Regions from separate parts of the Homo sapiens genome. Here region 2 is linked to region 1. A link is a loop called in an ENCODE intact Hi-C map of the cell type or tissue named here. Cell type or tissue: OCI-LY7. All regions are shown on one strand. Each heading gives the region's core, and the rest is flanking DNA. Links, peaks and the distances in the headings are about the cores only. Region 1 holds the start of LITAFD (LITAF domain containing). Region 2 has its middle 45 kb from the start of USP7.

Evidence for each region. Hi-C counts contacts between places; a loop is a spot of excess contacts. Peaks named below come from ENCODE experiments on the same cell type or tissue, not always from the same donor. Only the 100,000 strongest peaks of a DNase experiment are listed, where the experiment ranks them.
Region 2: it touches region 1 in a loop (6-fold over the local background); 15 of 110 quality-filtered maps call a loop at or near these places.

Annotation. Positions count from the first base shown.
Region 1 is chr16:8,875,715-8,886,011 of GRCh38, forward strand. LITAFD (LITAF domain containing) reads left to right here and starts at 6,637. Exons shown (of 4, transcript NM_001395433.1): 1 at 6,637-6,796; 2 at 7,496-7,572; 3 at 8,609-8,751; 4 at 9,473-9,636. The coding sequence starts at 8,642. The coding sequence ends at 9,581. RefSeq lists a silencer at 2,212-2,327 and enhancers at 4,437-4,726, 6,774-7,274. In OCI-LY7, for the core only: a CTCF peak has its summit at 4,719 (motif pointing left); a DNase peak (open chromatin) is centred at 4,697.
Region 2 is chr16:9,003,700-9,013,996 of GRCh38, forward strand. No RefSeq gene overlaps it. Among named protein-coding and RNA genes, the nearest start is that of USP7, 45 kb to the left of the region's middle. RefSeq lists enhancers at 4,996-5,567, 5,367-5,416. In OCI-LY7, for the core only: CTCF peaks have their summits at 5,253 (motif pointing left) and 5,457; a DNase peak (open chromatin) is centred at 5,242.

The DNA.
Region 1 (10,297 bases), core at 893-8,892:
AAACCCCTAACCCCAGGTGATCCACCCGCCTCGGCTTCCCAGAGTGCTGGGATTACAGGTGTGAGCCACCGTGCCTGGCCTCTTTGATCCTTTTGAGAAGCCACTTTACATCTTCTGAAAGGTATTTGGGTGAGTTGGATGAGGAGGGATCCCATTCAGCTGTGCTGGGCTAAGAGCACAGGCTCTGGGGACAGGTGAGGAGGTGGGGGTCTGACTCTGCCACTGGGTTCCTTGACCAGGTCGCTTCTCTGCTCCGCACCTCCGTTTCTTCATCTGTAAAATGGAGACAATGTCAGCACCCACCTTGATAGTAAAGCTGTTGTGTTGTGGAAGTGGAAGAGCGTGTATAGAATGCTTAGTGGGCAGCCTAGCACATGGTAAGCAATGATTAATGCTGTTACTTGATTTTCAAAACACTTCTTGCTGAAGTCTGGGTGGGGCCCCGGTAATGACAATAGCCTCAAAGTTCCAGGCCCTTGTGGAGTGCCAGGCACATGTTAAAGCATGGTACAGATAATTTTTTTTAAATTTTTAAATTTTGATTATTATAAATACATAATAGTTCTGTATATTTGTGGGGTATATGTTATTTTTGTTTTTGTTTGATACAGAGTCTCACCCTGCCGCCCAAGCTGGAGTGCAGTGGCGCAGTCGCAGCTCACTATACCCTCCACCTCCCTGGTTCAAGTGATTCTCCCACTAATTTTTGTATTTTTAGTAGAGATGGGGTTTCACCACGTTGGCCAAGCTGGTCTCAAACTCCTTACCTCAGGTGATCTGCCTGCCTTGTCCTCCCAAAGTGCTGGGATTGCAGGTGTGAGCCACCGCACCTGGCCAAGGATCTCATTCTTCTATGGCTGAATAATATTCCATCATGTTTAGGTACTGCATTTTCTCTACCCATTCATCCACTGATGAATGACATTTAAATTTATTACTTTTTGTTTGTTTGTTTGTTTGTTTTTGAGACAGAGTTTCACTCTTGTTGTCCAGGCTGGAGTGCAGTGGCAGGATCTCGGCTCACTGCAACCTCCGCCTCCCAAGTTGAAGCGATTCTCCTGCCTCAGCCTCCCAAGTAGCTGGGATTACAGGCATCTGCCACCACGCCCGGCTAATTTTTGTATTTTTAGTAGAGATGAGGGTTCACCATGTTGGCCAGGCTGGTCTCGAACTCCTGACCTCAGGTGACCCACCCACCTCAGCCTCCCAAAGTGCTGGGATTACAGGTGTGAGCCACGACGCCCAGCCTTAGATTGCTTCTTAATCTTGGCTGTTGTGAATGGTGCTGCGGGGAACGTGGGCAGGAGAGTTATTGTCCCATTCTACAGATGGGGAAATGAGGCTCGGATCAGCTCCCCCCAAACCATGCAGCAATTGCGGGCCAGGCTAGGACTGGAACCTGGGCCCCTGTGCTGCCCCACTGCGCCCCCCACAAGCCGTGTAGATGAAGCCCCCTCCCCAGGAAGCATCCTTCTGCCAGGGGTCTCAGAGAAGAGGGGGCTGGGACCTCAGGCTCTGGGCACACTTGCTTCCCCTGTACAGTGTCCATGCTCTCTGTTAGGGCCACTTCCTTCTGGACAGTCACCTCCTGTCTTTGGCCCAATCCCCGCCACTGTTCCTCTGCACAGTAGACTCGGGGGTCCTGTCAGAACAGCAAGTGGATCTTGGCACTTTCTTTTTTTTTTTTTTTTCCAAGACGGAGTCTTGCCGAGATTGCGCCACTGCACTCCAGCCTGGGTGACAGAGCAAGACTCCATCTCAAGAAAAAAAAAAAAAAGAAGAATGTGTCTGGCATCTGTTTCCTTCACTAAAATGTGGGCTTCTTGGGGTAAGTAAGCACCTCATCTGCCTTGCTCAGTTTTGTGTGCCTGGCATATATTAGGTGCTCAATAAATGCACGTTAAAGAATGAGGGCGGGCCGGGCACAGTGGCTCACGCCTGTAATTCCAGCATATTGGGAGGCCAAGATAGGAGGATCACTTGAGGTTAGGCGTTCGAGACCAGCCTGGCCAACATGGTGAAACCCCATCTCTACCAAAATACACAAATTTAGCCAGGCGTGATGGTGCATGGCTGTAGTCCCAGCTACTCAGGAGGCTGAGGCAGGAGAATCGCTTGAACCTGGGAGGTGGCGGTTGCAGTGAGCTGAGATCGCCCCACTGCACTCCAGTCTGGGTGACAAGAACAAGACTGTTTCTAAAAAAGAAAAAAAAAATGCTGCTTGACACACAGACACTCCACACACCCGACACACACATCTCCCACACAAATACACGCAGGTGGAAGCACACACAACCACATTCTCCCATCACATCCACACCCTGAGGCTTTCTCAATCTGGAGATAGCCCTTCCTCCTCCACCAGGCAGACCTCCAGGCTCTGAGGGAACGGGACGCAGGGATGGATAGATGGACAGACGGCAGCTGCTGGGGAAGAAATGGCCCTGAAACACCCTCTTCCCTTCAGCTGGGGGTCCTCCATCAGTTCCTGGGAACGAGAATTCCTCCCCCTACTTTTCTCTCCCTGAGTAAGCAATGTGGCTGGAGTAGGGAGGGTGGTGCCTACAGCAGCCCCTATACCTCATTCACCCCCATCCTGCCCGACCCATCCACTCCCCACCACAAGCTGGCAGGTAAGGCAGTCTGGGAGGTTAGCAGAACCGGAAATTCAACCCAGAGAGGTTAGGGGATGCCCCAGTATGACCCAGCAAGTCCCCACCCTAGGACTCCAGGGTCCACATGCAGATGAGATATATGGGACCCCACTGCTGAGCCAGAGTGAGGAAGGCAGGGTTCTGGGGGCAGCCAGCCCCTCCCCAGGCAGGAACAAGCCACTGCCCCATCTCCAGGCCCCTCTGTAATCCAGGCCCCTCTGTAACCCAACCCCCCACACGGATTGTGCAATAATTACAGGTACAGCTCATTCCTCCAATTCCTTCTTCCTTATTATCTCATCGCCTCTGCTCAAGCTGGGCCCTTCTGGGAAAAGAAGATGAGTAGGAAGGAAAAAATGTCCCATCTCCTTTTCCCATAAACAGCCCTGGCCACAGAGTCTTCCTCATTGCACAAAAGAAAGCGTAGCCCAGAGACGGGAGTCCGGTGCCCTAAATCACATAGCAGGAAAGGCCCCACACGGGACTCCCCAGGTCCCCAGCTGCCAAAACTCCAGGCTCATTGCATTCCTGGGTGGCCTGCCCCCTGCCCTGGCCTTTGTGACTCTGCTAATTGAGTTGATTGTCATGGTTCTTGTTAATATGTTAATATTAATTGCCAACTTACTGCAAGCTTTCCATGTGCCAAGTATGGAGGTAAGTGCTTCACGTGGATAACTTTCTTTTTTTTTTTTTTTTTGAGACAGAGTCTCACTGTCACCCAGGCTGGAGTGGAGTGGTGCAATCTCGGCTCACTGCAGTCTCCGCCTCCTGGGTTTAAGCGATTCTCCTGCCTCAGCCTCCCAAGTAGATGGGATTACAGGTGCATGCCACCACACCCGGCTAATTTTTGTACTTTTAGTAGAAATGGGGTTTCACCATGTTGATCAGGCTGATCTCGAACTCCTGACCTCAAGTGATCTTCATGCCTGGGCCTCCCAAAGTGTTGGATTACAAGGCTGAGCCACTGCGCCCGACCCATGGATTTCTTTCATTCTTCAGTCATTTAAGCAATCTTTTTTTCTTGTTCTTTTCTTTTTTCTTTGAGACTGAGTTTTGCTCTGTTGCCCAGGCCAGAGTGCAATCTCAGCTCACTGCAACCTCCTCCTTCTCCTGCCTCAGCCTCCCAAGTAGCTGGGATTACAGCTGTGCACCACCACACCCAGGTGATCTTTGTATTTTTGTAGAGACAGGGTTTCGCCATGTTGGCCAGGCTGGTCTCGAACTCCTGACCTCAGGTGATCTGTCTGCCTCGACCTCCCAAAGTGCTGGGATTACAGGGGTGAGCCACCGTGCCCAGCTCATAACACTCTCAGCAGAAGGTATTATTTTTGCAGGGGAGGAAACTGAGGCTCACCGAGGAGAAGACACCTGTTCAGAGTCATACAGCTCGGAGAGAGCCCACAGTTTGACCAACTTCATCCTCCTCTGTGCCAGGCCTTATTTGGAGGATGAAGAGGTGTTTTTTTTTTGTTTTGTTTTGTTTTTTTATTGAGACGGAGTCTCGCTCTGTCGCCCAGGCTGGAGTGCAGTGGCGCGATCTCGGCTCACTGCAAGCTCCGCCTCCCGGGTTCACGCCATTCTCCTGGCTCAGCCTCCCGAGTAGCTGGGACTACAGGCGCCCGCCACCACGCCCGGCTAATTTTTTCTATTTTTTAGTAGAGACGGGGTTTCACCTGGTTAGCCAGGATGGTCTCGATCTCCTGACCTCGTGATCCGCCCGCCTCGGCCTTCCAAAGTGCTGGGATTACAAGCGTGAGACACCGCGCCCGGCCTGGGGGATGAAGAGGTTTAAAAAAAAACACAAAAATCCAGTCTTCCAGAAGCCCTGACCCATGCAGCTTCCTGGTGGGGCACTGTGCCCTGGGTGCTGAGGGCCTGGGGTCTAGTTCAGCTCTCCCGCAGCCGTGCTGTGTGACCTCGGCTGGCTTTGCCACCTTTTCCGGCCGGGCCTGTGGGTTATGGGGTGGGAGAGAGGAGTCCTCGCCCCATGGCAGGGTTTGGGGCACAGAACCTGAAGAGGGAGAAATTGAGGCGGACTCATGGAAGCCCGGTGCTGCCCCCTGGTGGCGATGGCCGGGAAGGGCAGCGCCAGAGAGCATCCCCCCATCAGCTCCCTCATCCATTCACCCTCAAGGCTTCCCCAGTTCAGACATCACGCCTGGGGTCCCGACGTGTGTTAGGGGGACCATCGCTTCAAAATCCCCAGGGAAGGAGGCGGTCCCTAACCCTTCCCAAAATGTGTAACTTCAAGTCTGTACAGGAAGCCCAGGCCTGGAGCAGTGGCTCACGCCTGTAATCCCAGCACTTTGAGAGGCTGAGGCGGGCAGATCACCTGAGGTTGGGAGTTTGAGACCAGCCTGACCAACATGGAGAAACCCCATCTCTACTAAAAATACAAAATGGGCCCAGTGTGGTGACACATGCCTGTAATCCCAGCTACTTGGGAGGCTGAGGGAGGAGAATTGCTTGAACCCGGGAAGCAGAGGTTGCCACGAGCCGAGATCATGCCATTGCGCTCCAGCCTGGGCAACAAGAGCAAAACTCCGCCTCAAAAAAAAAAAAGGATCTGGGGTAGCATCAGATTGGTGTCCCACAGCTGCATCTAATCCTGACTTTGCCCTTCCTGGCTGTATCCTTGTGTAAAGCCCTTGGCCTGCCATTGGCGCAGAGGATGAGGTCTATAATTGGGAGTTCCTCTTCTGAGCCATTGAAGCCATTTGCATTTTACAATAATAATGCTGGCTTCATTATGAAGGGAAAATGAAGCAGGCAAAAAAAAAGAATGCTGGCTTCATGGACCACATCAAGAGCAGACCCCTCACCTGGGTTATGTCATCTGATTTCACAACAACCCTATGAGCTTCTTATTACCCCTATTTTACAGATGAGGCAGGGAGGGGATGGAGGTTTAAAGAAAGGTGGGGGCCAGGCATGGTGGCTCACACCTGCGATCCCAGCACTTTGGGAGGCCGAGGCAAGAGGATCACATGAGGCCAGGAGTTCAAGACCAACCTGGGCAATATAGTGAGACCCCATCTCTACTAAAAATAAGAAAAAATTAGCCAGGCATGGTGGTAAGCACCTGTAGTCCCAGCTACTCCAGAGGCTAAGGTGAGGAGGAAGACTTGAGCCCAGGAATTTGAGGGTACAGTGAGCTATGATTACGCCACTGCACTCTGGCCTGGGCCACAGAGCAAGACCCTGTCTCAAGGCAAAAAGAAAAAAGTGGGACCTTGCCCAAGCTCATAAAGCTGAATAAGCAGGAGGCAGACTGGACTTTTGAGCAGGTAAACACACACACATTTACACCATGAATATGTGTGGACATATGAACCTATACATACCTACATTTCTTCTTTCTTTTTTTAGATGGAGTTTCACTCTTCTTGCCCAGGCTGGAGTGCAGTGGCGCGATCTGGGCTCACTGCAAACTCTGCCTCCAGGTTCAAGTGATTCTTCTGCCTTAGCCTCCTGAGTAGCTGGGATTACAGACACGTGCCACCACGCCCGGCTAATTTTTGTATTTTTAGTAGAGACAGGGTTTCACCATGTTGGCCTGGCTGGTCTCAAACTCCTGAGCTCAAGTGATCTGCCTGCCTCGGCCTCCCAAAGTGCTGGGATTACAGGCGTGAGCCACCGTGCCCAGCCACATTCCTAAGAGGACATGAACATGCTACAATTAGATCTTCACATACATCTGGTTAGCTCCCTCAGGATAAATTCCTCCAAACAGAATGGCTGGGCTCTAACAGGACTATATTTCAGACCCTTGATCAGTTTCCCCACCCAGCCGTCAGCAATCTCCCACCCACCCACCATGTGGGGCCGTGGAAACATGGAGCAGGGCCATCTCCAAAGGCTGTTCAAGCCATGCCCACGGGAAGCCCCTGCCCTCCTCCTGCAGGAAGTGAGGATGAGGCCACAGTGAAGGCACACATCACAATGGCTGTTCTACTGGAGCCAGGCCCAGCAAGAGGTGGACAGGTGTGGCCCCAGCTCCTCACACCTCCTGGCAACCGGGCCTCCTCATGAGAATTCCTAGAAATAAGCACATGAGCACTCGGAGCTCAGAACACGGTGCTGCCCAGGCACTGTTGCTGGGACAGAGGCCCTCCAGAGCACCAGGATGGAATCATCCCCGGGTGAGGGCTCCCCTCATTCAGGGGCCAGGGCTGGCAGGGACCGGGAAGAAGTCTACTCTGGAGACCGCAGGAAGCAGAGAGGAGACGAGGGTCCCTGTGCTGAGCTGGGGGCTGCCCTCAGTCCTCACCACCCTTCCCCGAAATCCTACTGTCCCCACCAATCAGGGGGCCACGGAACCCAATAGAGACCATTGGGCAGTGGGGCTTTCAACGTGCTGTACTCTCCCTTAAAGTGTTGCAAGGAAGTCGCCAAATGAGACTAATGACTCCCCCACATCAGGTATGACGCTCCTGCCCGTGGCCAGAGACAACCGAGGCTGAGCGTGGAGGCAGCAGGAGGCAGAGGCTGTCCTGGCCCTGGGGCTGCCTGGCCATGTTGGTGTGGAATTGGGAAAGTTACCGAATCTTTCAGAATCTGTTTTCCAAGTGATTCTCCTGCCTCGGCATCCCGAGTAGCTGGGATTACAGGCGTGCGCCACTGTGCCCGGCTAATTTTTGTATTTGTAGTTGAGATGGGGTTTCACCATGTTGGCCAGACTGGTCTCGAACTCCTGATCTCGGGTGCTCTGCTGCCTTGGCCTCCCAAAGTGTTGGGATTACAGGTGTGAGCCACTGCATCCGGGCCTAAGTTTTGAGCTAAGTCCCTGGCATACAGTGAGCCCACTGATCTGAGGGTGCTTTTCTTTCTCTCTCCTAAAGATCCTTATCCTGCTGGTCCCCCTCCTCCCTATGGTCCTCCTCACCAGATGTACTTTGAAGGCCCCCAAGTTGTTCAGGTAGGTGAGTGCCCCTGCCGGCCTTCCCTTGTCGCTTTCTGTCCCCTGCTCGGAGCTGCCCAGAATATTCTCTTTCCTGACCTCTGACCAAGACTCTGCCCAAACAGCACATCCTCTGGCAAGTTCTCCTCCCCTGACCCCGTAGCTGTGGGACCCCGCAGCTGGCCAGCTGCCCCTGCTCCCATGCTGGCTGTGTTGCCAGTGGCCACCGAAGCATCTCTCTCCAGAGGGAAATCACTGGTGGATGGGGCCTGTATACAGTAGGCACTCAGGAAATTTTTATGGAGTAGACTCCCGTTCTCTACTCTGCAAACACACCACCCCTCAGGCCACAGAGGAGGGGAAGGCCGAGCCCCCCAGGTGGGGCCTGGGTTTTGGGAATTTAAACAAATTTTCCAAGGAATTCTCAGGCAGTCTCCAGATTCAGAACTGCTGGGTTGGATAGATTCCTGGAGGGCACAGTGAAGATGACGTCACCATTGAAAAGCACCCTTTAGGTCAGGTGCGGTGGCTCAGGCCTGTAATCCCAGAACTTTGGGAGGCCAAGGCAGGTGGATCGCATGAGGTCAGGAGTTCAAGACCAGCTTGGCCAACATGGCAAAACCCCATCTCTACTAAAAATACAAAAATAAGCCGGGTGTGATGGCACATGTCTATAGTCCCAGCTACTCAGGAGGCTGAGGCAGGAGAATCGCTTGAACCCGGGAGGCGGAGGTTGCAGTGAGCTGAGATCGCACCACTGCACTCCAGCCTGGACGACAGAGTGAGACTCCGTCTCCAAAATAAAAAGAAAAAAGAAAAAAGCACCCTTAGAGCCCACTGGAAACCCCACTTCCAGCTAAGAACACTTCTTTCCTTAGTTTCCTCCAAACCGGGGTGGGGGAGCCACACCACACCCCCACATATCAGGTCCCCAGTCTCCAGATCCCAGCATCTCCCCATCTCAGGTGAGCACCGACAGCCCATGGGAATTGAGAAGCCACAGGGGTCCTGGCCCCGGGGGGTCCCACCTGCTTCCCGCTTCCCACTCCCACAGCTGTATGCCGGCATGTCCGTGGTGGGGACGTCCATGCCGGTGCAGGCCGTGTGTCCCTACTGTGGAAACCGCATCATCACGGTGACGACCTTTGTCCCGGGTGCCCTCACCTGGCTGCTGTGTACCACCCTCTTCCTGTTCGGGTGAGTGGCCGCCCCTCCGCCGCTGCAGAGGCCTGAGCATTGGTAGGGGTGGGTCCGGGTGGGTCCCTGCAGGGTAGGGGGAGCTTTCGGGGAAAATAGCAGGACCAAGCATAGGGGAGGCCAGTTGGGTGGGGCCATTACCTCCTTGAGAGGAGGCGGCAGCCCTCTGACCCAGGGACCTCCCATGAGAACAGCAGGGAGTGGAGGGGTGAGTGATGCCTACAAAGCAGCCAGCTTAGGACACCCACGGCAGCTGCTGCTGTCACCAGCAGCCAAGAGCTTGCGGGTTCAGGATGGCTCTTACCTCTCAGCTGTGGAGTTTTGAAACACACAGAGGGGCCAGGCGCGGTGACTCATGCCTGTAATCCCAGCACTTTGGGAGGCCGAGGTGGGTGCGTCACTTGAGGTCAGGAGTTATAGACCAGCCTGACCAATGTGCTGAAACCCTGTCTCTAACTCTATTAAAAATACAAAATTAGCCGGGTGTGGTGGCACGTGCCTGTAATCCCAGCTACTCAGGAGACTGAGGCAGGGGAGGCAGAGGTTGCAGTGAGCCAAGATCACGCCACTGCACTCCAGCCTGGGATACAGAGTGAGACTCTGTCTCAAACATACACACACACGCCCAGGCCCCTCCCAGACTCTGCCTGGGTCCCAGGTGCGTCCAGCGTACAGTGAGAGGTGGCCCCGCTCACGCCCAGCCTCCGCTCCGGGGCTGCAGGTACGTCCTGGGCTGCTGCTTCCTGGCATTCTGCATAAGGAGCCTAATGGACGTGAAGCACTCGTGTCCCGTGTGTCAGCGCGAGCTCTTCTACTACCACCGCCTGTGAGCCCCCAAGAAATAAATGCCAGGGGTGCCACCTGGGCACACCCGTGTCTATGTCCTTACCTTCTGCTCTGTCAGCCCAGGAGATTGGGTGGCCGCTGGTGCTCTGGGAGCCCACGTTGAGTGTGTGGGGGCCGCGCCGTCCTGTCCACCGTTCACCCTCTTTTGACTCCTTAGAGCCACAGTCCATAGTTCAGCCCCATCTTTCTGGGCTCCCTCCCATCAGCTCAAGCCTCTGCCTCTTTGGGAAAACTATCTCCCTGCAACTCCAGCCGGAAGGAGAGACCTGTTCTCCCTGATAGCCACATCCTCACCCACTGCATGCACCTCAACCCACAACCGGGCTTACTCTGGGCCCTGCCACTGCCTTCTTGACCAGTGGCTCCGTTGCTAAGTGCAACATCCTACGTGCACTTGCTCCTTCGCTCCTACCTGACTGGGTTCTCTGTAGCCCTTGGCACTCTCCCTCCCTTCCCCAAAGACCCCATCTCCTGGGCTGCAGCAGCTCTCCAGCCCCTGCTGGTGGGTTTGTCACTTGGCCAGTGCTCCTCAGGGTCTGGCCTTGGCTCCTCCTGTCACACCCGATGCTTCCGTCGCCAGCTCCTGCATCCCACCCACAACCTTCTCCCTAGGATGCTTGAGGCCCTGCAGAGCCAACAGGTCTCACAGTAACTCCCTCCTCTCTCTTCTCCTGGGCCTAGTAGCTGGGACAAGAGTGGG
Region 2 (10,297 bases), core at 697-8,696, 130 kb after region 1:
TGGGGCCACACTATAACTTCCATGGACCCTTCCTTCATGAAAAAATATTGTCATTCATGACTGTATTGGTACAAAGAGAAATATAAGGGAGACTGGATTATATTCATTTTTCAGTTCTTATTTATTTATTTTTGAGATAGTCTTAGTCTATCACCCAGGCTGGAGAGCAGTGGCATCATCTCAGCTCACTGCAACCTCTGCCTCCTCGGCTCAAGCAATCCTTTTACCTTAGCCTCCCAAGCAGCTGAGACCACAGGCACAAGCCACTACACCTGGCTGATTTTTTTTTTTTTTTTTGTAGAGCTGGGGTTTCACCATGTTGCCCAGGCTGGTTTCGAGCTCCTTAGCTAAAGTGATCCACCCAGCTTGGCCTCTGAAAGTGCTGGGAATACAGGCGTGAGCCACTGCACCCAGCCTATTTTTTTTTTTACTTCTAATATTAAAAGAAATTTAAACAATTCCCTGGGCCCCTAAAAATATTGAGGGACCTAGGCACTGTGTCTAATGTAGATCTTGGTCCTGTGCATAGTGCTAAGCACATTGTGATTTGTCATGACAGCTCCAGGGAGCAGGGACAGGGTGGAATACCCTTTATTTCTAGGATTTATTCCTGAAGACTTGGCATTATTTTATTGTGTTATGTTATGTTATTTGCTTATGAGACAGGGCCTCACTCTGTTGTCCAGGCCGGAGTACAGTGGTGTAATCACAGCTCTTTGTAGCCTCGACCTCTCAGGCTTGTGATCCTCCCCCTCCCACTTCCAGAGTCACTGGAATTACAGGAGTGAGCACGCCCAGCTTGGCATTGTTTTATTTTAATTAATTATTTTTCATTTTTATTTTTATTTTTTTGAGACAGGATCTCACTCATTGCCCACGCCAGAGTGCAGTGGCACTATCTCAGCTCACTGCAACCTCCGCCCCTTGGACTCAAGCGATCCTCCCACCTCAGCCTACCAAGTAGCTGGGACTACAGGCATGTGCCACCACGCCCGGCTAATTTTTGTATTTTTAGTAGAGACGGGGTTTTGTTATGTTGGCTAGGCTAGTCTTGAACTCCTGATCTCAGGTCATCCACCTGCCTCGGCCTCCCAAAGTGCTGAGATAACAGGCATGAAACACTGCACCTGGTCTATTTATTTATTTTGAGACAGAATTTCCTACTCTCACCTGGGCGGGAGTGCAGTGGTGCCATCTCTGGTCACTGCAACCTCTACCTCCTGTGGCTCAGCCTCCCAAGTAGCTGGAATTACAGGCATGTGCCACCATGCCCAACTAATTTTTGTATTTTTAGTAGAGACGGAGTTTTGCCATGTTGGCTAGGCTGGTCTTTAACTCCTGGGCTCAAGCAATCCACCTGCCTCAGCCTCCCAAAGTGCTGGGATTACAGGCATGAGCCACTGCACCCGGCCATGATTTTAAATTCGTATAATTCATTAGCAAGCCTGACTCAAGTTGGCAAATATGTCGATTTCCCAAAGAAACTCACATAGCAGGAGCCATCAAATAAATAGTCAGTATTATAGGGCTGACAATCCTCAGACCTAGTAACTTTTTTTTTTTTTTGAGTCAGAGTCTCACTCTGTTGCTCAGTCTGGAGTACAGTGGCGTGATCTTGGCTCACTGCAGCCTCCGTCTCCTGGCTTCAAGCGATTCTCCTGCCTCAGCCTCCCAAGTAGCTGGGATTACAGGCGCAAGCTACCATACCAGCTAATTTTTGTATTTTTAGTAGAGACAGTGTTTCACCATGTTGCCCAGGCTAGTCTCGAACTCCTGGCTTTAAGTGATCTGTCTGCCTTGGCCTCCCAAAGTTCTGGGATTACAGGCATGAGCCACCGCGTCCAGCCAAGGCCTATTTTCATCTGCAACAAACAGATTTTGTGAGCAAAAAGCGGGGAAAGTGGCTGCTGGGGGAACCACACCGAACTTCTCAAAGGCAGGGACCATGTTTTAGGTGTCTCCTTTTGCCTACATGGGGCTTATAACTCAAGCAATGTTTGTGAATGAAAAAAGCCAAAGAGGCCGGGCACAGTGGCTCAAGCCTGTAATCCCAGCACTTTGGGAGGCCGAGGTGTGTGGATCATCTGAGGTTGGGAGTTTGAGACCTGCCTGGCCAACATGGCGAAACCCCAGCTCTACTGAAATATAAAAATTAGCCGGGCGTGGTTGCTCATGCCCGTAGTCTCAGCTACTTGGGAGGCTGAGGCAGGAGAATGGTTTAAACCCAGGAGGCAGAGGTTGGATTGCACCACTGCACTCCAGCCTGGGCGACAGAGTGAGACTGTCTCAAAAAAAAAAAAAAAGCAAAAGAGAATTTATTTAAGAGTTTGATTCAGCTGCAGTGGCTCACGTTTGTAATCCCAGCACTTTCGGAGGCTGAGGCAGGAGGATCTCTTGAGCCCAGAATTTCGAGACCAACCTAGAAAACATACGGTGACCTTTTCTCTACAAAACAAAAAATTAGCCGGGTGTGGTGGCATGTGCATATGGTCCCAGCAACTTGGAAGAATGAGGTGGGAGGATCACTTGAGCCTGGGAGATCGAGGCTGCAGTGAGCTGTGATTGCACCAATGCCCTCCAGCCTGGGCAACAGAGTGAAACCCAGTCTCAAAAAAACAAAAACAAGAAGAGTTTAAGGAACATTTTTTCCTGAAACATGGTTCATGATAAATTTAATCTCTAAAAATGTTTTAGGAGGAAATGTTGTAAGTTCAATAAAATGCCTTTCTCTGTACCTGTGGCAGGTAGGCAGAATAATGACCCAAAAGGTGTTCACGTCCTAATCCCTGGGACCTGTGAATATGTTATGTTACACCGCAATGAGAAATTAAGTTTGTAGATAGAATTAAGGTTGCTGATCAGTTGATCTGAGATGGGGAGAATACGATGGCTTATCCAGGTGGGCCCAATGTAATCAGAAGGGTACTTACAAGAGGAGGCAGCAGGCTTAAAGAAGAAAAAAGGATCAGGTGCAGTCCCTCACGCCTGTAATCCCAACACTTTGGGAGGCTGAGGCGGGTGGATCACGAGGTCAGGGGTTTGAGACCAGCCTGGCCAATATGGTGAAATCCCGTCTCTACTAAAAGTACAAAAAATTAGCCGGGTGTGGTGGTGCATGCCTGTAGTCCCAGCTACTCAGGAGGCTGAGGCAGGAGAATCACTTGAATCGGGAGGTGGAGGCTGCAGTGAGTTGAGATCGCACCACTGCACTCCGGCCCGGGTGACAGAGCAAGACTCTGTCTCAAAAAGAAAAACAAACAAACAAACAAACCAAAAACTGGAAAAGGCAAGAAAAAGGATTTTCCAGCTGGGCGTGGTGGCTCACCCCTGTAATCCCATCCCTGTGGGAGGCCAAGGTGGGAGGATTACTTGAGCCCAAGATGTCGAGGCTGCAGTGAGCTTTGGTTGCACTACTGCACGCCAACCTGGGCGACAGAGCTAGACCCAGTCTTAAAAAAAAAAAAGGATTATCTTCCAGAGCCTCCAGAAAGGAAATACAGCCTTTCTACCCTGATTTCAGCCCAGTGAGACCCGTTTTGAACTTCTGACCTCCCGAACGGTAAGATGATAAATGTGTGTTATTTTAAGCCAGCAAGTTGGTGGTAATCTGTTACGGCAGCCCTAGGTCACTGATACGTCATCTCCGGTGTCTAGTCCCTAGCAATGGGCCCCTGGGAACTACATCTCTGGTGCTGGCTCTCTGGAGTTGTCCCCTCCCACACTGAATCCAAGCTGCCTGCGACTCACCAATGCATGATGCCAGATGTGGTGCTGCGTGGGCTCCAGACCCAAGATTTAAGAGGACTGGGGCAGATCCATTTTTGTACTTTTGGGAATCCCAAAATGCAGTGCATGAAGCTCAGCAACCCTGTCGGGGAGGCCACGTGTGGAGGCAGTGCCCCGCAGCAGCGCGGGAGTGAGAGGAGGCAGCCTTCCCAGCATCCTGTGGAGCCTCCAGAGGACTCTAGCCTGTCAGGCTGTGACAGCGTGAGAGACCCCCAGTGAGATCAGCAATGGAATGGTTCATCTCAGCCCAGTGCGCCCACAGAACCAGAGACGTAATGACATGGTCGTTTCAAACCACTACATGTTGGAGCTGAATTTATTTTGCAACCATCGTAACCAAGCCACTGTCCTATTTTAGTGGCCATGAGTTGAGGGCTACCATGGTGGGTGCTGGGGAACTATTGTCTCATTCAAGTCACTCATTGTCCTGCATATTACCCCCACTTTTTCTTTTCTTTTTTTTAGAGACAGGATCTGGCTCTGTCGCTCAGGCTAGAGTGCAGTGGTGCGATCATAGCTCACTTCAGCCGCGGACCTCTTGGGCTCAAGCAGTTCTCCCCCTCAGCCTCCTAAGTAGCTGGGATGACAGGCACACACCACCATACCTGGCTAATTTTAAAATATTTTGTAGAGACAAGGGTGGGGGCGGGGGGGGGGTGTGGTTCTCACTATGTTGCCCAGGCTGGTCTTGAACTCTTGGCCTCAAGCAATCCTCCTGCCTTGGCCTCCCAAAGCCCTTGGCTTACAGGTGTGAGCCTGTACCGTCAAGACGAAGAAACGGAGGCTCTGAGAGGGGAGATCCTAAGCCTGCTGGTGGATGGAGGAGCTGAGTTTGAACCCAGGTCTGCATCTGGAGCCCCAAGCTCTGTGCACGTCCCACTGCCACCTCCCCACCGGGTTCATGATATCATTTCTCAGAGGCCTTGGTTGGTCCCAGCCGCAGCTTTGTCTCCCTTGCCCACCGCTGTGCTGGCTTAAGCGAACTCATAGCTATGCTCCTTCCCTTTTACCCCATCGGAAAAGGGAGCAGGATTACTTACAGTAAGTGAAAACCAAGACTTGTACAGGAAGCACGGCCCGATCCATTACAGGGTTATTCTAGCCCATAATGTACCTGTGCACTTTCAGACACAGCCAGACTGTCTGAAGAGGGGTCGAGAGGGTTTCAACGGGCCAGTGGGATCAAGGCTCAGAAATGCAGAACTGACGGGGAGCAAAGCCCCCGCCCCCCAGCAGTGTGCTCATTCCCACGGGACTCCTGGGGACTGCCATCGCACCCACGCACTCCAGAACGTGCGGCTGGCTCAGAGGTGGGGGTGTCCACCGCAGTCCTGGGTTTCTGAGCCTGTTGTTCCTTCCCTAGGGGCGCAGGGAGGGCCTTCCAGCGCCAAATCACCAGCCATAGCTCAGGGCCCTGACCCCGGCTGGGCTCAGATTCAGCCCCTGCTTGCGGTCCTCGCACCCTCTAGTGGCCACGGGGAGAAAGAAGTAGCTCAGCGGAGATTCTGGAGCTGGGTCCGGGTGGACACTGCACCCCACCCGGCAAGCAGGAGAGAGAACCCAGAAGAACGGATGACTCCCTCACACGCCTCTTTCTAAAGCATGCTGGCGCTGAATAACCACAGGGGTCCGTGATCTTTATCAATTACATGTGTCCGGCCTTATTAGCTCTTAAAGGAATCTTGTTTTCTCTCTCGCTGTTTTTTTTTTCCTTTGAGACAGGGTCTCACTTTGTTGCCCAGGCTGGAGTGCAGTGGTGCGATCATAGCTCACTGCAACCTCTAACTCCCGAGCTAGATTCTCCCACCCCAGCCTCCCGAGTAGCTGGACTACAGGAGCACCACCACACCAGGCTAATTTATTTATTATTTTTTTAAGATATGAGAACTTGGCCAGGCGCGGTGGCTGACGCCTGTAATCCCAGCACTTTGGGAGGCCGAGGCGGGCAGATCACGAGGTCATGAGATCGAGACCATCCTGGCCAACATGATGAAACCCCGTCTCTACTAAAAATACAAAAAATTAGCCGGGCATGGTGGCAGGCGACTGTAATCCCAGCTACTCGGGAGGCTGAGGCAGGAGAATGGCTTGAACCCCGGAGGCAGAGGTTACGGTGAGCTGAGATTGTGCCATTGCACTCCAGCCTGGGCAAAAAGAGCGAAACTCTGTCTCAAAAAAAAAAAAAAGATATGGGACCTTGCTATGTTGCCCAGGCTGGTCTCCAACTCCTGGGCTCAAGTTATCCTTCCACTTTGGCTTCCTAAAGTGCTAGGATTACAGGTGTGAACCACTGCGACTGGCTGATACTCAGCTTTTTTTTTTTTTTTTTTTTTTTTTGAGACAGAGGCTTGCTTTGTCACCCAGGCTGGAGTGCAGTGGCATGATCACAGTTCACTGCAGCCTTGAACTCCTGGACTCAAGCCATCCTTCCACATTAGCCTCCTGAGTAGCTGGGACTACAGGTGCACACTACCATGCCAAGTCGATGGAAGAGCTGGGTTCAAGCTTTATTTTTATTTATTTTTATTTTTTTTACTTTTTGTAGAGACGGGGTCTCACTGAAGTGTTGCCCAAGCTGTATTCGTGTATTTTTGATCCATAAAAAGTCAATTTCATATGGTTCAGCCTAAATTTCAACAATTCACATGCTTACTTATTCACATCCCCAAAGGGATCCACAGAGATTTCTTCCTGAAATACGATGACCTAGAGCAAGCAAGTTAAAATAAATAAAAAATAAATAAATAAATAAATAAATAAATAAATAAATAAAAAAGAGTCACCTCAAACCACTTAAAAGGAAGACAGGACAATTGCCAAAAAAAGAGACAGTCATTGAATGTTTTCAGTTTTAGTTTTTGAGATGGAATCTTGTTCTGTCACCTAGGCTGGAGGGCAGTGGCGTGATCTCGGCTCACTGCAACCTCCGCCTCCCAGGTTCAAATGATTCTCCTGCCTCAGCCTCCCGAGTAGTGGGGCTTATAGGCATGCACCACCACACCTGGCTAATTTGTGTCTTTTTAGTGGAGACGGGGTTTCACCATGTCGGCCAGGCTGGTCTCGAACTCCTGACCTCAAATGATCCACCTGCCTTGGCCTCCCGAAGTGCTGGGATTGCAGGTGTGAGGGACCGTGCCCCGCCAGTCAATGCATTTGATAGTCATTGTACTTGAGTTTAGTTGTTTCTAGGAATTCAAGGTGAAAATGGAAAGATGAGAGTGTAGGCTGTCTGCTGTCAGATAAAAGGAACTAAGTTGAGAAGGGGATACAGATGTTATCCTCAGCCCAAATCCGGGAGAACAATGTCCAAGTTAACACTTAAAGTCTCAGCAAGTCATCATCTCCTGAACTTCAGTTCTGACAAAATGACATTTTTCTTTAGGCTGAAGGAGTTAACAGTGAGTGGCTTTTAGTTCCAGCAGAGAACTAAACTAAAAGTTTAGGCTGAAGTGTAGTGGCATCACTACAGCAGAAGGCAATTATTGGATCAAAGGGACAGTTTAGTGCACCTTTCGAAGACACTAATTTGATGCAGAGGTGACAACCAAATCCTGATCCATGATCGTGCCATGCAGTGCTTAGCTCAGAAGGGAAACTAAATGCTACCTGTTTTGTTTCACTTCAAAAAAACTCATCATTTTTGCGTCACACTTTATTTTATTATATTTATTTTTTTGAGACGGAGTCTCACTCTGTTGCCCGGGCTGGAGTGCAGTGGCGTGATCTCGGCTCACTGCAACCTCTACCTCCCAGGTTCAAGCGATTTTCCTGCCTCAGCCTCCCGAATAGCTGGGATTAAAGGTGCCCACCACCACACTTGGCTATTTTTAGTAGAGACGAGGTTTCACCATGTTGGCCAGGCTGGTCTTGAACTCCTGACCTCAGGTGATCTGCCCGCCTCGGCCTCCCAAAGTGCTGGGATTACAGGCATGAGCCACTGCTCCTGGCCACTTTATTATTGTTATTATTTGAGACAAGGCCTCACTATGTTGCCCACTCTTGTATCAAACTCCCGAGCTCAAGCAGTCCACCCGCTTCAGCCTTCCAAAGTGCTGGGATTGCAAGCATGAGCCACCATACCTGGCTGACACTTTCTTATTTATTATTTTTATTTTATTTTATGTTTTTGAGACACGTCTTGCTGTGTCACTCACGCTGGAGTGAAGTGGCATGAACATGGCTCACTGCAGCCTCAACGTCCTGGGCTCAAGCGATCCTCCCACCTTAGGCTCCCAAGTAGCTGGGACTACAGATGTATGCCACCATGCCTGGCTAATTTTTAAATTTTTCTGTAGAGGCTGGGTCTCACTATGTTGTCCAGGCTGGTCTTGAACTCCTGAGCTCTGTCGATCCTCCTGTCTTAGCCTCCCAAAATGTTGGGATTACAGGCATGAGCCACGATGCCCGGCCTATTTTTATTTTTTATTTGACACTTGTTGTGGACTAGGGAATGTGTTAACACTTTACTTTTTAAAAAATTATTTATTTATTTGTTTTTTTGAGACACAGTCTCGCCTTGTTGCTCAGGCTGGAGTGCAGTGGCTCCATCTCGGCTCATTGCAACCTCCGCCTCCCGGGTTCAAGTGATTCTCCTGCCTCAGCCTCCAGAGTAGCTGGGATTATAGGCACCCACCACCACGCCCAGCTAATTTTTGTATTTTTAGTAGAGACGGGGTTTCACCAGGTCTCGAACTCCTGACCTCAGGTGATCCACCCGCCTTGGCCTCCCAAAGTGCTGGGATTACAGGCGTGAGCCACTTCGCCCAACCAAACAATTTAAATTTTCATATAAACATCTATTTTATTCTCACAGCATTAAAATATAAACAAACAAAACCCCAGAAAGCTTCAGGGTCAGGTAAGAATTTGTTTCGTGCAGGGTTTCTCTAGATCAGCAAACAACACGCTTTGGGGGCCTTACTTTGAAAGAAATCCAGATTCAGAATTCACAAGCTTGGTTTTCCCAGCCGCTGTGGTCCATAATTACTCACAGCTAAGAGCCTCCTTCTTCAGGTCAGAAGTCCTCAAATAGGGATGACGGGCAAAGGAGGAGTGATTCTTCCCTCTCCCAGTGGACATTTGGCTGTGTCTGGAGACATTTTTGGTGTCATAAATAGGGGGAGGGTGGCAGGATGCTCCTGGCATCTGGCTGGCTGAGGGTAGGGGTGCTGCTAAACAGCCTACAGTGCACAGAAAGTGAGCGCAGTGGCTCATGCCTGGAATCCCAGCACTTTGGGAGGCCGAGGCAGCAGGATCACCTGAGGTCGGGAGTTCGAGACCAGCCAGACCAACATGGAGAAACCCCGTCTCTACTAAAAATACAAAAATTAGCTGGGCGTGGTGGTGCATGCCTGTAATCCCAGCTACCTGGGAGGCTGAGGCAGGAGAATCACTTGAACCCGGGAGGCGGAGGTTGTGGTGAGCCGAGATCATGCCATTGCACTCCAGCCTGGGCAACAAGGGCGAAACTGTCTAAAAAAAAAAAATTTAATTTATTTTTGGAGAGACAGGGGTCTCGCTGTGTTGCCCAGGCTGGTCTCCAACTCCTGGCCTCAAGCGATCTTCCCACTTCAGCCTCCCAAAGTGCTGGCATCACAGGCATGAGCCACACCGCCCCCTAGGCCTTCAGTTTCAGGTGGGAGTCCTGAGATGGGGACTGGAGCTCCCGGATTTGGATGTTAAAGGGAAAAAGTGACTCCAAGCGAGGAGAGCCCTGGAGACCCTTTGCGTTTCCCAGGCTACAGAATTAATCCGGGCGCACCCAGCAGTGGGGGAGCTGTTCTTCCCATTGGCGTCCCCTCTCCCCTCTCTGCCAGCACAGGGCCGGCTGGGGGCGACGACGGTGCGTGCGGAGGACGCGAGCTCCATCTGCCGCCTGCAGGGGTGGGAGGGAAGCAGGCTGGACCACTTTGGGACTGAGCTCCCGGGAGGAGGAGGCGGCGGCAGCAGCTGCCTGCCTGCCCCCATGCCAAGTCCGGCTCCTGTTTCTCACCTGGTGGGAGTCGTAGTGAGCAAACCAGCGGAGGGAGATACTCTGAGTTCCTTTTCTTGCAAATGGGACAGCAAGACGTGGGAATAAATCACCCAGGCCTCGTGCTGGAGCAGAGCGAACACGGGCTGTTCTGCTTTGGATTCTGCAAGCCTCCTCCCCCAACTTCTAGAATCTTCTGGTACTCGCATTAAGAGGTATGACGAAATCACATCCATCTGGGCAGTAGGAATAAGGAATCTGGGGTCACCAGAACATGATCTCGGATATAGGAGGATCTCAAACCTGACTGCATGTTGGTATTAGGTGGGGAACTTTAAAAAAAAATACTGATGGCTGGGCCCCATGTCCAGAAAGCCTGGTTCAATGGGTCTGGGGGGTGTGGCCCACCCCACTGACTTTTTTTTTTTATTTTAAGACATGGTCTCACTCTGTTGCCCAGGCTGAAGTGCAGTGGCAAGATCATGGATCACTGCCGCCTCGAACTCCTGGGCTCAAGCAATCCTCTTGCGTCAGTCTCCT